Regions from separate parts of the Homo sapiens genome. Here region 1 is linked to region 2. Evidence: chromatin loops called from intact Hi-C (ENCODE). Cell type or tissue: dorsolateral prefrontal cortex. All regions are shown on one strand. Each heading gives the region's core, and the rest is flanking DNA. Links, peaks and the distances in the headings are about the cores only.

Region 1 (8,318 bases), core at 183-8,182, 140 kb after region 2:
CCTCTCTCCCCAATTCCTGATTTACCCCTAATTAATCTCCATCTTCATATTAACTCAATTTAATGTTCCAATTGGATTAGCACTCTTAAAGGGAGAGCATCTTCTTCTGATGGGCAGTATGCCCAGCTGTCCCCAAGGTGGCCTTGAGGGTTTGGGGACCATAATAGATCAGACGTGGGGACATCAGGGAGCTTCCCCTCTCAAGCATAATGCCTTGACCACTGGGTGGGTGTGGGTCTTGGCAGGAGGAAGGCAGCATAGAAATGGGCCAGGGGCAGTAGGGAGGGGCCGCTTGTGCTTGTGACCGAGAGGCTATGGCTCAGCTCTAGGCTGACCACCAGTGCCAGCCCACACCCCTCTGTCTCACCTTCATCCCAGCTGAAGGGCGGGGAGCTCTGTGGCAGTGTGGGGAACCAGGTCTGGTCTGGTGGTCATGGGGTTGCCTGGCAACTAAAAGGTCAGTGGTTGCCAGGCTAGTGCGGATGAGGGCTACAGAATTCAGGCAGCACGAGGCAGCCAGCAACGATGAAGAGTAGGGGGTGGCCATGGTGCCGGGGGGACACCAGTGAGATGCCAGTAAGGAGGCAGAACAGGGGTCCAAATGAAGGGAGGCAGGGCAGGGATCCTGGGGGTTGCTGCCTGCCAAGAAGGCAGAAACCCTGGGAGAAGAGATGCCCACGTTCCCTGCTCCACCACTTCCTAGCCCAGTGGGCACCTTTCCATTCTCACAGCCTGTACAGAAAACCCTCTCGAGAGGAGGGAAAACCTGCTGGCACTTCTCTCCATGCTTGGGCTGAGACAATAGGGCAGAGGAAAGTGAAACATCCAGGACTTCCCCACCATAAGGGAGATGGCAGAAGAACAAAACAGTGATTCAAGCAGAGCTCTCCCAAGACAGGAGAGGGACCACCATGGGAGGTAGAGAGCGCCTATCACCAGAGTGTTCCAGGGAGCAGCTCATGGATCTGAGATTCCCAGAGGTTGTCCATAGACTAGGGAAGAATCACTTGGGAGCTTTTAAAAATACCTTTCCAGGACCCCATATTCACTGAACCAGAATCTCTGGGGATTGGAGCCTGGGGTTCGAGATTTTTGACAAGTTCCTAAGGCGATTCTGATTTCTAGGTTTGAGAATCAAGGCAGAGTCTATGATTTAGTAGCTAATGAGGTCAGCTACCATGTAAGGCTCACCAGGAGCCAGGCACTGCCTGGAACATGCATCCTCTCGTGTTTTGTTTTGTTTTGTTTTGTTTCGTTTCCTTCCTTCCTTCCTTCCTTCCTTCCTTCCTTCTTTCCTTCCTTCCTTCCTTCTTTCTTTCCTTCTTTCTCTCTCTCTTTCTCTCTTTCTTTCTTCTTTTTTTTCTGAGATAGGGCCTCCCTCTGTCACCCAGGCTGGAGCGCAGAGGTGCAAACATAGCTCACTGCAGCCTCAATCTCCCATACTCAAGTGATCCTCCCACCTCAGCCTCCCTCCTTGGCCAACAAGTTCTCACTACATTGCCCAGGCTGGTTTCAAACTCCTGGGCTCAAGCATTCCATATGCCTCGGCCTCCGAAAGTGCTGGGATTACAGGCGTGAGCCAGCACATCCGGCCTTTTTTCCCTATCTTTACAACAATTCTATGATGCAGACATTGTCGTTCTACTCTACAGAGGAGAAACCAAGGCTAAGAGGATATGTGGCTTGCCCCAGGTCACCAAGCTAGTTAGCAGCAGACTGTATGGAATTCACCACTACGCAGCCTGGCTCTTGGGTCCATGCGCTTAACCACTACCCTCAACTGCCTCCTCCAAAGAGGCTATGCTTGACAGTGTGACTTTGACTCCATGATTCTCTGATTCAAGGACTTCTTGCAGTGCTAGGAAGAATGCATGCAAATAAGACACCTGGGGAGTCTGGGTGGGATGCCTCCCACCCGCTGTCATGATGCCTGGGACTTGGGAGGCCAGAGACTCCAGGAGGCAAGCAGGTGCCTGAGGGTGCTCTCCCAGGGGTCAACAGGATACCCTGGGAGGGGCAGACAGCTGTCTTAGCTCTGGAAAGGCCAGAGCTCAGGAGGAGGCAAGAAGGCACCTATCCCTCAGCTTAGCCCTCCACTTAGACAACAGGCTTGAGGGTGTAGGACCATGAGTCTCCTGCCTAGCACGGACCAGCCCCCATGGTGGACAGTAAGAAAAGGAAGGGGGACCCATCACAGTCACAGGGCCTCCCTGGGAGGTGAGATATGAATTCAAAGAAGAGGGCCCACAACAAGGGTCTAAGTCCCTAACTCAGAGGCAGCAGTCTCTCCAGGCTGGGGAAAATGTATGTCATTTCAAAATGCCCCTCAGGGGCTGGGGATGCCTGGGGACTGAGCATCTCTAGCCCAGATCCCCAGCAGGGGTGGCCCAAACTCCTACTCCATCCACAAGCCCCTGACAGGCGAACCCAGACTCTCCCAAAGCAGCAGCCACAGCCTGCAGCCCCGAGGCCCACCGCCCATACCAGAAGGTGTCCGTGCAGATGCGCACCCCGGTGCAAAGCCTGTGCAAGGGAGAGGCAGGGGCAGGGGAGGGAGAGCACATGCAGTTGTCATGGGAGCAGAGGCATCACACACTGACCTTGAAACTCCAGTAGTTTGGCTGCTGATGGAAATAAGAGAAGAGATGGTTATGAGGGGGCCCAGGAGGGGAAAAGAGGGGCAGGGGCAGGTTAGAGACCCTTGGAACTCAGCACTCAGCCCTAGGACAAGGGCCCTCCACCCTCCCAGGAGCAGGAATGAAGTCATGCCTGGTACATCCATTCTCTACTGAGACCTGGAACACCATGGTGTACCCAGGATGGCCCTGAGCAGGCGCTACAGCGACTCCTCGCAGAGTTACTGGTGGGAAAAGGCACAGAGGATGGTGATAGAGCGAACCCATGAGGCAGTCACAAGAGAGGCAGCGACAAAGCTGAGCTGTGGGGTCAGAGAAATGGCAGGCCAGGGAACAGTGCTTGGAAGAGGTGGCATTTGAGTTGGGTCTGGAAAAACGAGCAGCTGGAGACTGGAAGGAGAGGCCTGCTGGGCAGAGGGGAAGTGCCCAGGGGCAGACAAGTGGAGGGGGGTTGAGGCAAGTCACTAGTCCACATTGGCTGGGGCGCAGCTGGGAAAGTAGCAGATTAGGCTGCAAAGGGTGGGAAGTGGGAGGCTGAGGCCAGATGATGAGTGGTCATAACTGCTGAGAGAAAGTATTTAGACTTAACTGGGTGGACAAGCAGAAAGTGTCTGAATGGAGCAGAGTGGGATCAGAACTAGACCCCGGGGCAGAGGTGGATGGGGTGGATCAGGATGGATGGGGCAGGGGTCGGAGGAGGGGGGCTGGGGCCCAAGGCCAAGAGAGAGAGGCCTATGCAGCATGGTGGATCTAGTTTACAGAGCAGAGTGGCCAGGTGCCAGGAACCTCACTCACTGGGCAATCAATGGCTGGGGAGCTGGGGGCAGTGAAGGGAGTTGGGGAGACTGGGGACTGTGGCTGGCTGGCTGATTGAGGAGGGCTCCTCGTATCCCTCTTAGCATCCCTAGAATGGGAAGCCAGAGAGTCCTCCTCATTTGCAGTAACCCAGGGTCACCCTTCCTTCCCTAGAGACCAGAAGGCCCTTCCAGATGGCTTAGTACAAGGAAAGAGCTGCCCTGGGGCCGGGTTGGTTCTTGGCAAAGCCAAGGCACCCTGCTGACCGGTGCCAGCCTCAGCAGGGAGACAGAGGCAGCAGATGGCCTGGCCCGGGGGTGCCTGGCACGAGCAGACAAGATCCCCAGGCCTTAGAGCCACTGGCAGAGGAGAGGGACATCGAAGGCGCCCCTGGGGGAAGAACACCATGCCAGGGTGTCCTGGGCCACCTGAATGCTTTCCTGGCAGGGAGGAGTTGGAAGGGGCTGAGTCGAGGGGCACTCCGGCTGGAGGCTTTACCTAAGGCAGACCTTTGGGGTGGGGGTGACACTGGGCTGGGGCTGGGACCAAGAGGGTCATTTGCCAAGACCACCCCCTCCTAAGCCACCATCCCCATCCTTCCCCCAGCATTCACGCTAGAAAACAAACAAACAAACAACAACAACCAAAAAAAACAGTCACATACCAGGCAGTAGAAGAGGACAACAAAGTCTGTGTCCCAGCCAATGCTTGGAATCATCTATGGACTGAGGCCACCCCCAGTGGTGCTAGGGGATGCCCACAGGTACTGAGGGTAGGGGAGACCAGGGACCAAGTAACAGGCTCCAGCGGCAGCTGACTGTGGCCTGGGGAAGGGGAGGGGTAGCAGAGGGAGTGGACACGTGGGGGCAGGCAGAGGACACCGGAAGGTTTATGAGGACAATCACGTCTGCAGACCCAGCGGTGATGGACCGCTCTGCAGAGAAGGCCTCAAGTCCCTTACCCACCACTACCATGACACCAGGCACGGGCGGCGCACACATGGGCCACCCACAGCGCCCCGCAACACACAGGCTCACGCACAGCTGAGCACAGACTCTCAGACACATCCTCTGATAAGGACATCTCCACAGACACACCCAGAGCGACACACACACACCCCTACTAAGAGAGGGGCTCCCCAGTCAGAAACAGCCCTGGAAACAAACAGAAACTCAGAGACAGAGACATTCACACATAGACCGCCCCCACTCATACACAAACGTGTTTGGCTCCCGCCAGACCCCTGCCTCGCTTACACACACTCACAAGCACCATAGCCAGTCACAGAGGACAAGAGGTGCTGATGGCATTCACACTCACCCTCAAAACACCACAGTCACAGAAACAGAGACACGGGTGCCCACTCACAGTGAGAGACACACACCCCGGCTATTGAAACACACACACACACGGCCTCAGAGCCACCTACGTACAAAGAGAAAGCCCCAGGTCAGGGTGCCACTGTCCCATGCCTATCATGTCCCAGATATCATAAGTCAGGGAGGTGACCTCTGATGCAAAAGAGATAGAAGATGTTCTGTCCCCCACCCTGCCACCAGTGTCAACACATCAGACTCAGGGTACCTTGTTCGGATGACTGAGGCCCACCTCGTGGTCCTGGGAGGGAGATAAAGACAGGGCCTGGCCACAACCACACTGGCTATGGCCTCCACATGGGCCTGCCCCAGGGTCCCAAGGCTGTGCACATCCATGGGGCAGTCACCTGGAAGGGACGTATCACTAGCAGCAGCCAAGGGAGAGGACTGGGTGGCATCAGTGCCATAGGAAAGGCCAGCCAAGCCCCTCAAAGGATAAAGATGGAAGAGGGGCTGCGCTTGTGCCGGTCACTTGGATGCATGAGAGATGTTGAGATCAAAATCTGGAACTTCAGGCTCTGATCTATAGAGCACATGAGTGAATCCTGCCCCTCCATCCTCTGTCCTCCCTCTGGAAAGTGGGAAGAATGATCCTCTTTCATGTTGACCCCACCAGGAACGAGACACAGTCTCTTGGCCACTCAGTGTCTCTGGCGAAGAGAAACTGTGGTGGGGGAGGCCTCTGGGGATATCATCCATCCCCTTCTCTGTCTCTTTCCAGGATTTTAACCCATGGGACAGACTAGCGTGACTGAGAGCAAAGGGCTCCTCTAGTGTTCTCTAAGGTGGGACATTCCCAGTCACTCCCCTTCCAACTTCCAGCACCCTGTACCTCCTCACCCCTTTCCAGGGTGTCTGTTCCTCCTGCTGTGCCCAGTACAGTACCTGGTGGATAGCAGGCACTCAGCAAGTATGTGACAATGAATGAATGTCAATAAAATAGGACCGAGCCATGGGTGGAGGGTGGGATCTCTGAATACTCTGGTCTGGCACCACTCCCTCCATCTCCTGGCACCCAGCACTGCTCAGCCTTCTGGGCCTTTTCCCTGGGAATTTCCCAACACCAGAAACCCCCCAGTTAGGAGGGCAGAGGGCAGGAAGGGCCAGGAGAGGTCTGGCTGTCCACCTCAAGCCAAATCTTCCAGTGCCAAAGCTGTCTCCCTCCCCCATAGTCAGGGAGGGGGTCTCACCTTCCCAAAAGACAGTGAAAGGGGGAAATAAAGAAAGGGGTGAGTAGGGGAGACCCCGGCAGGGGCAACCACTTGTGGGGAAGAATCTTAAAGGAGCTGGGGCAAAATGAGAGGTGTTCTAAGAAGGTAAGATGGAAGCATAGGACCCTAGGGACCACGCTGTGAGAAACGGGGGAAAGGAGTGTCTCTCAAGGCCCAAGGAAGCCAGGCCAGGGAGTCCTCAAACTCCTGGTGAGAAGAGGAAACAGCTTCTTCTCTCTGGGAGCTAAGGAGTTAACTCCCTTCCTCTCTCCTCCATCCTAGCCACTGGTAGAGGGGTTCCTACTTCCCCTGCTGCTGGTTTTCCCCCCCTCGGCCCTCATGCCCTGGGAGGGGAGGGGCTAGGGCCCCTGGGGAGGCTTGGCCCAGCCAGCTGAGGTCTCTTTCCTCCCCTGGGCAGGCATCCCCAGCAGGTTCAGTGAGCAAATGACCCCTCCTTGACCTCAAGCCCTGACCACGCACCTTCCAAGGAGGGAGGGCAACCCACGGGTCCACACCGGCTCCTTAATCCCCTGGCTGTGCTGCACCGGTGCACACACCCACCTCTCAACTCCCATGAACACGAGTCAGCGTAAACACTCGTCCCCCGGGCTGGGGCTAAGCCACTCGCCCCTCCTCGGGCGCCTGCCCCCACCGCGATGTACATGCATGACCCTCTCTTCCAGATGTGTGGATGACACCCTCATCTCCTTCCCAATGCAGAGTGTGTGTGTGGGTGGGTGGGTGGGGGTGCTGTGGGACGCTGGGGAAGAGGGCGCACCCCGGGAAGGTCATGACTTTCCGACGCTGGGGGAGGGGGCGCCAGCCTGATTTTGGAGTGGGGGCCGGCCCACGCCGAAGGCACCTAATGCGGTGGGGGAGGGGAGGAGGCGTTTCTCAGGGATCGGGAACCTGCAATGGCCTGGACGTCCCCCACCCCTGGATGGCTCTCGGTGCCGCGGAGCGGGCCCCCATCTCCGTGTCCCCGCCCCCCGCCCAACCCGAGGCGGCGATCCCGGCCCCCACAGTCGCTCCCCCTTACCTGCGGCCACAGGTGTACGTGCGGGGTCCCCAGCCCCAGGTCCTGCGTCCGGCTGGGGAGGGAGGGCCCCTACTCCCACCCGCCCGGGCTCTTCTCTCCCCCGGCCGCCTCCGCAGCCGCGGCCGCCGCCGCCGGTGCCCTTTGCTGCAATGCGAGAGCCGCCGCGGCCGCCGCCGTGCCGGCCCGGGCCCCAGTCGCCCCGGTAACCGCGACTCCACCTGGCGCGGCGCTGCGCGCCGCCGTGCACATCCCCTCTCGCGGCCCCCTCCCTCGGCGCGGCCCCGCCGGCGCAGCCCCGCAGAGGAGCGGCGGAGGCTGGTGGCTGCGTCGCCGCGGTCACCCGATACGCCGGCCTGGCGCCCGGGACTCGGGTTGCAGCAGGAGGGAGGGAGGTTAGACAGCCTGGTGGAAGCCGGGGGAGGGGCTTTGGCTTGGAGTCCAACCTCTGGTGCCCTCCCAGGATCCTCTTCACTGCCCCCATCCCTAAAGGTCCCGCCTGGTGGAGGATCAGGGAGGGGACAGTGTTCTGCCTCCTGCTCAAACTTCAGAGCCCACAGCCTCTCCCCACCGGGGTCTTTGCTGTGCACCTTTGGCCTTTAACTCTCCCGTGACTTAATCCTTAGCCAAGTCTGGGAGGCCTAGGATGCCTAAGTTTCCTAGATGGCCTCTCATCCTGCCCTGCTGTGTGGTTCTGGCCTTTCCAAAGTCTCTGGTCCTGCACTTAACAAAAGGGAACCTCAGACTCAGCCTTAGGGGCAGGGAGTGTGATAAGTATCAAGTGATGAAAAGATCCTATGCACAGACACTTTCCTGGTTAATTACAGAGCCCCAGGAGGAAGGTCTGCTCAAGCGCTCCCCTTTCCTCCATCAGAGCAGATCCCAGATGTGGACAGGCCAAAATCCCCAGCTCCCCCAAGCCCCTGACTTGGGACAACTGAGCTCACCCAGTCCAGCCTCACTCCTGTCCATCATCCAACCCCTATCACAGCCCCAAGATGCTCCATCTGGGGAGGACCTCTGGGCAGACAAGGCACCACAACCCTACCCATGCATATCACATCGTCCTCTGTCCTATCACCATCCCTGTCCTAGCCCCACTTTGGTCTCCGCCATGCACTTGGCCATTCAGGACAAGTCTGTCCCACTTGCCATCCAGCCTTGGGGGCAGACACATTCCTGTTCCCCAAAGTTCAGCCAAGATGGGGCTTGGGAACTGGGAAAGAAATTGGGCTGAATGCCCTGTGAGTGATGACAAGCATGC
Region 2 (8,318 bases), core at 207-8,206:
TAGATAGTAGAAAGAATTTTCTAGCTATTTTCTAATAATGAAGGACAAGGCCAGGCATGGTGGCTCACGCCTATAATCCCAGCACTTTGGGAGGCTGAGGCAGGCGAATATCACTTGAGGTCAGGAGTTTGAGACCAGCCTGGCCATCCTGGTGAAACCTCATCTCTACCAAAGTACAAAAGTTAGGTGGGCGGTGTGGCATGGGCCTGTAGTCCCAGCTACCTGGGGAGGCTGAGGTGGGAGGATCACTTGAACCTGGGGGCAGAGGTTTCAGTGAGCCTAGATTGTGCCACTGTACTCCAGCATGGGTGACAGAGTGAGACCCTGCCGAAAAAAAAAAAAGGAAAAGAAAGACAGAAGGACTGTCCCTCCCTGGACTGTCAGGGGATGGGCTGGAGGGGGTCCTTCTGGGGGACAAGGAAAGAAGCTGGCTCAGGACCAGGGCATCTCTTTAGGCCCAGCTCAGAGTGAAGCCAGGAAGGGTGGCTGTGGGGTGCTGGTGATTGGGAGCCTCTGCTGTCACTGCTGTTCACTGCAGAGCAGGACTGTGGGCTGGCCCCATGGCCTGAGCCCCAGGACTGGCTGGGTGGGGGTCCGAAGGGCTGGGGCACCTGCCAGCCTCTCTTCTATGCTCGACTCCCCCTCCTCTCTGGGATCCTGGGCTGAGACTCTGGCTGGGAGGGGCTTACCCTACACTGAGGGGCACCCCGTCTCCCCACCCCCTGCACTAAATCTTCCCTTGTGTCTCAATGTCTAGGGGTCTCTAAAGGGAAGGGGGCCTCTAAGCCTTTTTCTGTCTTCCCCCCTTTCTGATCCTGGGTCTCCTCATCTTTGTTTCTGACTTTCTCTGCCTCTCTCTGCGCTGTCTCTATCTTGTCTCTGCCTTTCTCATGCTTTCTGGGTCTCTGGATCTCTGTTTCTGACCATCTCTGGCTGGCTGTTTCTCTTTGCTTCCCTCTCCCTCCCTCCCTATCCCCGTGCTAGTTCTGGGTTCGGTGCCCTTGTCCTCTTTCCTGGGCCTGGATGGCCCTCTATCTGGGCCGGTCCCTTAGAGGCCGGGCAAGCGTCTCCTGGAGACCGCCTCTCTTCGCCAGGCTGGGCTCTGACGTCCAGCTCTCAGGCAGCGCTCGCCTCTGCCTCAGCCCGGTTGCAGGTCTGTGGCCCTTGAGCGAGGCCGCCGGGGCACCCAGAAGGGAGCGCGGGGTGGGTGGTGGGAAGGGGGAGGGGCGAGGGGGCGGACCCCGGGGGGGGCCCCCCCACACCGCGCTCGGCCCCGCCCCCGGCCCCGCCCCTCCCGGGTCCCTGCCGGCGCCCCCAGCCGTGCCCCGGCCGCAGAGCCGCCGCTGCCACCCGATGAATGGAGTCGCCTTCTGCCTGGTCGGGATCCCGCCCCGCCCGGAGCCCCGGCCCCCACAGGTGAGGGTGCTGGGCCAGGGAAGTGGGCGGGGCCGGTAGCTGCTGGGGAGCGGGCTGCCAAGCCAGGGTCGCTGCGACCCCGCTCGCCCTGCACAGCCTGGGGCGCACGGTGGGCGCGGGCACCGCGGGCACCGCTGCGGGGAGATTCAGCTGGTGGCAGGCCCGGGAGGGGGCCCGAGCAAGAGCTGTCCGGGGTAGAGGGGTGGGAAGGACGGAAGCAGGCAAGGGGTCGGGACGGGCACGGGGCTGTCAGGACAGGGGGCACAGACCCAGGTGGCGGTGCCAGGCCCCCAGCGGCTGGGCAGCGGGGGCGGGAGGCCCGCGGCTTTTGTTCGGGTTTTTCAGGCGGGGCGCCTGCCGCCGTTTCCTCTGCCCGAGTTTTCGTTTTCCGTTGGCGAGGCCCCGGCACAGCTGGAGGGAGAGGGGGTGGGGGAGGGGGTTCCCGGAGCGGGACGTCCTCCACTAAGGCGTCCGGACACCCCCTCCCCGCGCCACACTCGCCCCCTGCCGGGTCGGACTGCGGGACGGGTTGCCAGGCGCGGTTCCGCCGCCCTCCTGGATCCTGGGGAAGTTCTAGACACAGGCCCAGGACCCCGGGCTCTGCCGGCGAGGCTGCCCTCCCCTCTGCCCTCTCCGACCGGCTGTGGGTGGGTCAGAGCGCGGGGTGCCAGGGGCATTACTCAGCGCTGGGCTGCTCTGCCTGGGTTCTTTCATCTGCCAGCTGCTGAGGCTGGGGAGGGGCCAGCAGGGGCCTCCCAGCCCCATCCCCCCATCAGGGCCATTCCCTTACCTCTGAGCCTGGCTGCCCGCCCTGCAGGAGCCCCCCAGCAGGCCTCCCTGCTCCTAAGTTGAAGGGTTGAACACTGTCAGGCCAACAGTTTCCCTGAGCTCGGAAAAGAAATTCCCCGGGGTCCAGGTTGAGGTCAAGGCCAGGGCTGAGGCCTGTTCCTCTTTAGACAGGGCTGAAAGACTTGGGGACCCTCCTCCCCAGCTTTCCCGGCAGTGTTGAAGGTGGGATCTGGTGCTTGCAACTCTTTTGGAGACTGGTGTGTTCCTTGGTTGCTGGATGTGTGTTCAGTTCTCCCTCAATCTGCATCTCTCCCCGACTCCCTTCAGCCAAAGTGTGTTTCCTAATTATGAACTTGAAATTCAGGATGGACGGGGGGTGGGGGTGGAGGTCATGAATCCAAGCATGAGTCCCTTGGATTCAATCCCCCACCAGCAACACATACTTCATCTCTATCCCCTGCACCCCTCTCTGTCTCCACCCCAACCCTGCGGCCTAGCTGGGGGTGAGTGGCTTTTGATCCCATGTGGTTCTCCCCTCTGCCAGGGCAACAGACCCCATTCCCCAAAGTGACAGCTCTCACTGCCATGTGCTCCTTGGCATGCGATTTGAATCTCGATTATATAACCAGTCATTTCGCCTCCAAAGGCAGCCCAAAGGCCCCCGGCCCCAGCGGCTTCTTCCACTTGCCCACAGTGTGGTTGGGTCCACCCCAAGGTGGCTGGGAATTCCAAGATCCTGCATCTGAGGACCTGACCTCTTCTTGGGAACCATGGGAGCAGTAAATCCTCTACATTCAGTGCTGGATTCAAAGGCCTCAATAATAATAAACAGGAAGAATGGGAGTGGGCAGGGTAGGTGTTGGTGTCCCATTTCACAGAGAGGGTCTGAGCCTATGTAGTGACAGTGCCCAGGCAAGAACCCAGGACACTTGAGGGTAGTCAGGGCACAAGATGAAGCTTGGGGAGGAAAGCTGTTAGGAAGGTGTCTGACTACGGGAATAGGTCAGGCTTGTGTGGATCCCAGCCCAAGCAGAGAAGGACTGGGTGGGGGGAAGAGGCCCTGTGCTTGTGCCCCTCTCCTCGGGCTGACCCTGGCTCACGGGGAAGAAGTGCAGCATTCTTGGCATGGATGGGAGTGGGGGTGAGGGAGGGTGCTGGTTCTGAGCAGAGCAGTGCAGGAGTGGGTAGTGGATTGCTTCATCCTACATTGCAGGGATACTCAGAAGGACTTCTTGATGTGTAAGGTTAAAAGAGAGACTACAAAGCAGCAGCATGGAAGAAGTTACAGTGTGAGGGACTGCAGTTAGATACTCAGGAGAACTTCTAGGGAGGGGCTTGTGACCCACAGCATCCCAGGCTAGCCATGCAGGGAAGTTTCCTCCAGTATAGTGGGTCAAGTGGATTCTTGTGAAGTTGGATTCCAATGTAGAAACCTGGAGATGGTCATTGGAGATATCAAATATTCCAGCAAATATATTCAAATGAGCACTGGTGCCTGGAAACAAAAAATGTGTTTTTAAGAAAGGGGAGTTGCTTTCACAGTATAGCTCATAGTTAATACACAGACAGCAAAAACTCCTGGCCAGTATTTATAAAAACTACCTCATTTGATCCTCACAATACCACTAAGAGGTAGATACCATTATTATCCCCATTTTACAGTTGAGGACACTGAGGCATAGCCAATATTGCAGCCCAAATCACACCCCCAGTGCACTGTGGAGCCAGGGTAGGAATGTGGCAGTCTGGCTCTAGAGTCTGGCTCTCACCCTCACTATCTGGCTTCTCAGGACCTGCTATGTCCCGCTGTCACTCCCACCCCAAATCCGTGTCCATTTTCTACACAGCCCAAGATCAAGGTCAGCTTCTGGCTGGATTGCAGCTTAGTTGCTTGTCTTTTGTTCTATTTCTTTACTCCTCCAATCTTTCCCACCCTGCCCCATGCTAGCCCATAGCACTGGGCCAGGGCTCGGTTCACTGGTGTTTTCCTTCCAAAGGGGCATGAAGCCCTGCTCTGTTGGCTGCAGGGGTTCAAAGGTAAGATATTGGCTTGGTCAGGGATTTGGACAAAGCCTGGTTTTAATGATCCTGCTCTCACCATCTCGGGAGAGAGACATGAATAGGGCCTGTGGGAGCTGGTGCTGCCTTTCCCCTAGCACCCTCCACCCGCTTCAAACAACCCGCCTTCAGATCCAGGCCCCCCTGTTTCTTGTGAAATTGTGCCAGTTTGTCAGCAGGGCAGTACCAATCTGTGCCAGGTGGGTGTCTCCTCCCCCATTGCCTCAGTGGGACATCAGGCTGAGATGGCCTTGGGGCTGGACTTTGGGGAGATTTTAAAGCCCTTTTGGGTTGGGGTGTATTTACCACCTGTCAGAGTGGGTGAGGACCAAAGGGGTGATCGTGTCCAACTCTGTTACGCTACAGTGGGGAAACAGACTGGGGAGTGCCCAAGGTCCCTCAGCCTCGGCAGACAAGGACCCATCTTCTGACTCCCAGCTCCCAGGCCATGCCTTTCCCTCTGTGGTTGGTTCTGTCCTTCGTGGCCCCCCTCAGTGCAGGGTTCATGGACTGGGCTCCAAGAGGGAGAGGGGAGGGCAGGGAGCTGCAGGGATGAGTGGACAATGTATCCTGTTCATCTCTGTGTCCCCAGTGGCCAGCACAGAGCCTGGCACAGAGCAGTTCTCCATAAATGTTTGTGAAGTACAAACCAGGGAACAGCCCCGCCTGTGGCCCCCCAGGGCGCCCCATGCCCAGCTCTACCCCTGACACTGTGATGTTCCATCTCATATCCGTCTACCCTACCAGGTAGGAGTTATTTGAGGCCGAGAAAAATGATAATAGCAACTTCTTCCATAGTGCTTACCACTATGTTGGTATATTACCATCACCCCACTTGACAGATTAAGAAACTGACACAGGCCGGGTACAGTGGCTCACACCTGTAATCCCAGCACTTTGGGAGGCCAAGGTAGGAGGATCACTTGGACTCAGGAGTTTGAGACCAGCCTGGGTGACACAAGGAGACCCAATACCTACAGAAAAATTTTAAAAATTAGCTGGGGCCAGGAGCAGTGGCTGACACCTGTAATCCCAGCACTTTGGGAGGCCAAGGCGGGTGGATCACCTGAGGTCAGGAGTTTGAGACCAGCCTGGCCAACATGGTGAAACACTGTCCCTACTAAAATTACAAAATTAGCTGGGTGAAGTGACACACACCTGTAGTCCCAGCTACTTGGGAGCCTGAGGCAGGAGAATCGCTTGAACCTGGGAGAGGGAGATTGCAATGAGCCAAGATCACGCCATTGCATTCTAGTCTGAGTGACAAGAGCAAAATGTAGTCTTAAAAAAAAAAAAAATTAGCTGGGCATGTAGTCCCAGCTACTCGGGTGGTGGAAGTGGGAAAATCACTTGAGCTGGGGGGTTCGAGTCTGCAGTGAGCTGTGATTGCACCACTGCACTCCAGCCTGGGCAACATAATGAGACCCTGTCTCAAAAAACCAAACCAAACGAAACAAAAAAGCTCTGCCTGCCTTCAGCCTGCTGAGGTCCAAATTTTAGATGTACTCCTTGTTCACTGTGTGCCCTTGGACAAGTTACTTCATTGTTTTAGCCTCGGCTTTCTTTTATTCTTTTGAGGCAGGGTCTTGTTCTGTTGCTCAGGCTGAAGTGCAGTGGTGTGAGCTTGGTACACTGCAGCCTTGAACTCCTGGGATCAAGTGAGCCTCCCTCCTCAGCCTCCTGAGTAGTTGAGACTACAGGTGCATGCCACCATGCCCAGCTAATTTTTCCATTTTGTATTTTTTATAGAGACAGGGTTTTGCCATGTTGCCCAGGCTGGTCTCAAAATTCCTGGACTCAAGTGATCCTCCCACTTTGGCCTCCCAAAGTGCGGGGATTACAGGTGTGAGCCACCACACCTGGCTGGTTTTCTTATCCCTGAAATAATCCCTCAAAATTACAGAGAGGGCTAAATGAGGTAGTATTGGTAAAGTGGCTGAGATTTAGTAATCTCAATTATTGGTAGCAACTATTATTAAAAAAAATCAATGGATAGAAATGAGAACAATGCACTTTTGCCTCAGTAAAAAGTACTGACCTTTATGGTCAGAGCAATCTAAAGAGAAAGTGACCTGCCTCTGGAGGTAATGAGGCCCCCATCACTGGAGGTGCAGTGAGGTCTGGGCAAGCACAGGCTGGAGAATGATGTGCACTAGAGAGAATTCAGCAAAGGCTTGGCACAGGAAACTTTAAGGGCCCTGCCTTGGGATCAGCACTATATGATAGGAAATTAGAGGAGCAGGTGAATCCTACTTCCTACTGTGGGGCATTGAGGAGAGCAGGCAGAGATGTCCCCAGCCTCTGGGAACATCAGGGGTTGGCTGCTATGGTTTGGACTGTGAGGCTCCCCAGAGGATAGGTAGTCCTGAGAGGCTGCCTGGAGGAGGCCTGCAAGGGTGGGTATGGTTCTGATAGGTGGGAAAATGTGGGATTGTATTCTAGGCCCAGGAAGGGCTTGGTGGCCGAGGGACAGAGAGGAGCCTGGGCCACTGGTCCTGAGGTTGGCCCCGGGGTTGCGTCATCATCCTCGTGCCTCAGTCTCCTGGGCTGCTGGGATTACAGGTGTGCCACTACACCTGGCTAATTTTTTTTATTTTTTTAGAGACAAGGTTTCGGCATGTTGGCTGGCATGTTGGCCAGGCTGGTCTCGAACTCCTGACCTCAGGTGATCCACTTGCCTTGGCCTCCCGAAGTGCTGGGATTACAAGCGTGAGCCACCGCGCCTGGCTGGATTTTGTCATCATCCTGGGTGCCCAAGGGGTTTGGGTGTATGGTGGTGGCAGTGGGGAAACTAGTAATTCCCTGTCCCGCCAACCCCCCAGCTTCTCCTGGAGGAGGAGCCAGGGCTACTCCCGGTGGCAAGGAGCCCGGGCCCGTAAGGAGCGGAACTGGGGAAAGAAAGACTTCTTATGCCCAGTGCATTTGGGGGCGTCCGGGGGTCGGGGAACAGTGGGGCCTTTGTCCCCAACCGCTGGGAATCTGGCCGAGGAGCTGGCCCTGGGTCTGGCTAGGCCCTCGGAAGGCAGGTCCTCTTTGAAGTGACCCTTTCAAAGCTCGGCCTGAATCCCTGGGAGGAGAGACAGCATGGGGCGGGGCGTGGGGATGACTGAGACCCAAGGGCCGAGGCCTGAGGGATAGAAACAGACCCGGCCTTGGCCTCTTGGGGTGTGGAGGTTGGTCGGAGGTGTGTGGGCCGGAGGAATGTGGTGGGCTGGGAGACCGCGTGGGAGCCATGTGGGAGGACAACCACGCAAGGGGCCTTAGCCCCAAGTGGGGGTGCACCTAGGCAGGGGCCGAGTTCATTCTGGCCCGAGAGTGTTTCTGTCTCCTATCTGACTTCTGTCTGGCTCTGTGCTCCTGTATCAACAGCTGCTTCTTCCTTTTTAATTTCCCCAAAAGTGTGAGAGCTTGGAAAGAATCGGGTGTGGACGCCAGACTCAGAGCTCTTGGGAGGAGGGAGAGGTGGGGACCTGGGCAATCCAGAGCTTTTCCTGCTTCTGAGAGCCCCCGAAGGCTGGAAGGAGAGGCTGGAGGGGACACCCCCACCTCCCGCATAGAGTCTCCCTTATGCTCAAGGTGGAGGAACTCTGTATTGTTCCTGAAAAGGGACAGAAGGAGGAGGAAAGCTACCCAGAGAGGGGACATCTTCCTTTGCTTCAGCTGGAGGAATATCAGAGGCCACCCTCCTTCCCTGTCTCTCCATTTGCCTCATGGGGAAACTGAGGCCTAGAGAAGGGACAGGCCAAGGGGATAGAGCAGAGAGGAAGGGACCAGCAAGAGTGGAAGGAAGCCAGCCCTGTGTGGTTGGAACTGTAGGGACTATGGTGGCTCACACCTGTAGTCTCAGCTACTCGGGAGGCTGAGACAGGAGGATTGCTTGAGAGGATGGATGCCAAGTGGGAGGAGGAAGGGGCCTCAGGTTGTTGAGTTGTCATAAGAGGGTTGTAGAGAAGTGCCCAGAGTCCCTTCAGCTCTGACCTGCGGTGATTCCATGAAAAGAGGGAGAGGAAGGAGTGGTTCCTGCTGGTGAGTTCCCAAGGTCCAAGTAGAAAGGG

Evidence for each region. Hi-C counts contacts between places; a loop is a spot of excess contacts. Peaks named below come from ENCODE experiments on the same cell type or tissue, not always from the same donor. Only the 100,000 strongest peaks of a DNase experiment are listed, where the experiment ranks them.
Region 1: a loop joins it to region 2, with 3 times the contacts of the local background. A loop is called at or near these places in 2 of 110 quality-filtered maps.

Annotation. Positions count from the first base shown.
Region 1 is chr17:38,565,611-38,573,928 of GRCh38, forward strand. SRCIN1 (SRC kinase signaling inhibitor 1) reads right to left here. Exons shown (of 19, transcript NM_025248.3): 3 at 2,601-2,621. Among named protein-coding and RNA genes, the nearest start is that of SRCIN1, 36 kb to the right of the region's middle. RefSeq lists an enhancer at 425-933. In dorsolateral prefrontal cortex, for the core only: a CTCF peak has its summit at 7,474; DNase peaks (open chromatin) are centred at 3,411, 3,711, 4,381, 7,431 and 1 weaker place; H3K4me3 peaks cover 7,661 bases; H3K27ac peaks cover 8,000 bases.
Region 2 is chr17:38,427,133-38,435,450 of GRCh38, forward strand. It overlaps ARHGAP23 (Rho GTPase activating protein 23), which reads left to right and starts at 1,332. Exons shown (of 24, transcript NM_001199417.2): 1 at 1,332-1,416. The coding sequence starts at 1,354. RefSeq lists enhancers at 1,496-2,405, 2,406-3,313. In dorsolateral prefrontal cortex, for the core only: no CTCF peak of the experiment used is centred there; DNase peaks (open chromatin) are centred at 1,219, 2,089, 4,409, 4,819 and 2 weaker places; H3K4me3 peaks cover 7,831 bases; H3K27ac peaks cover 8,000 bases.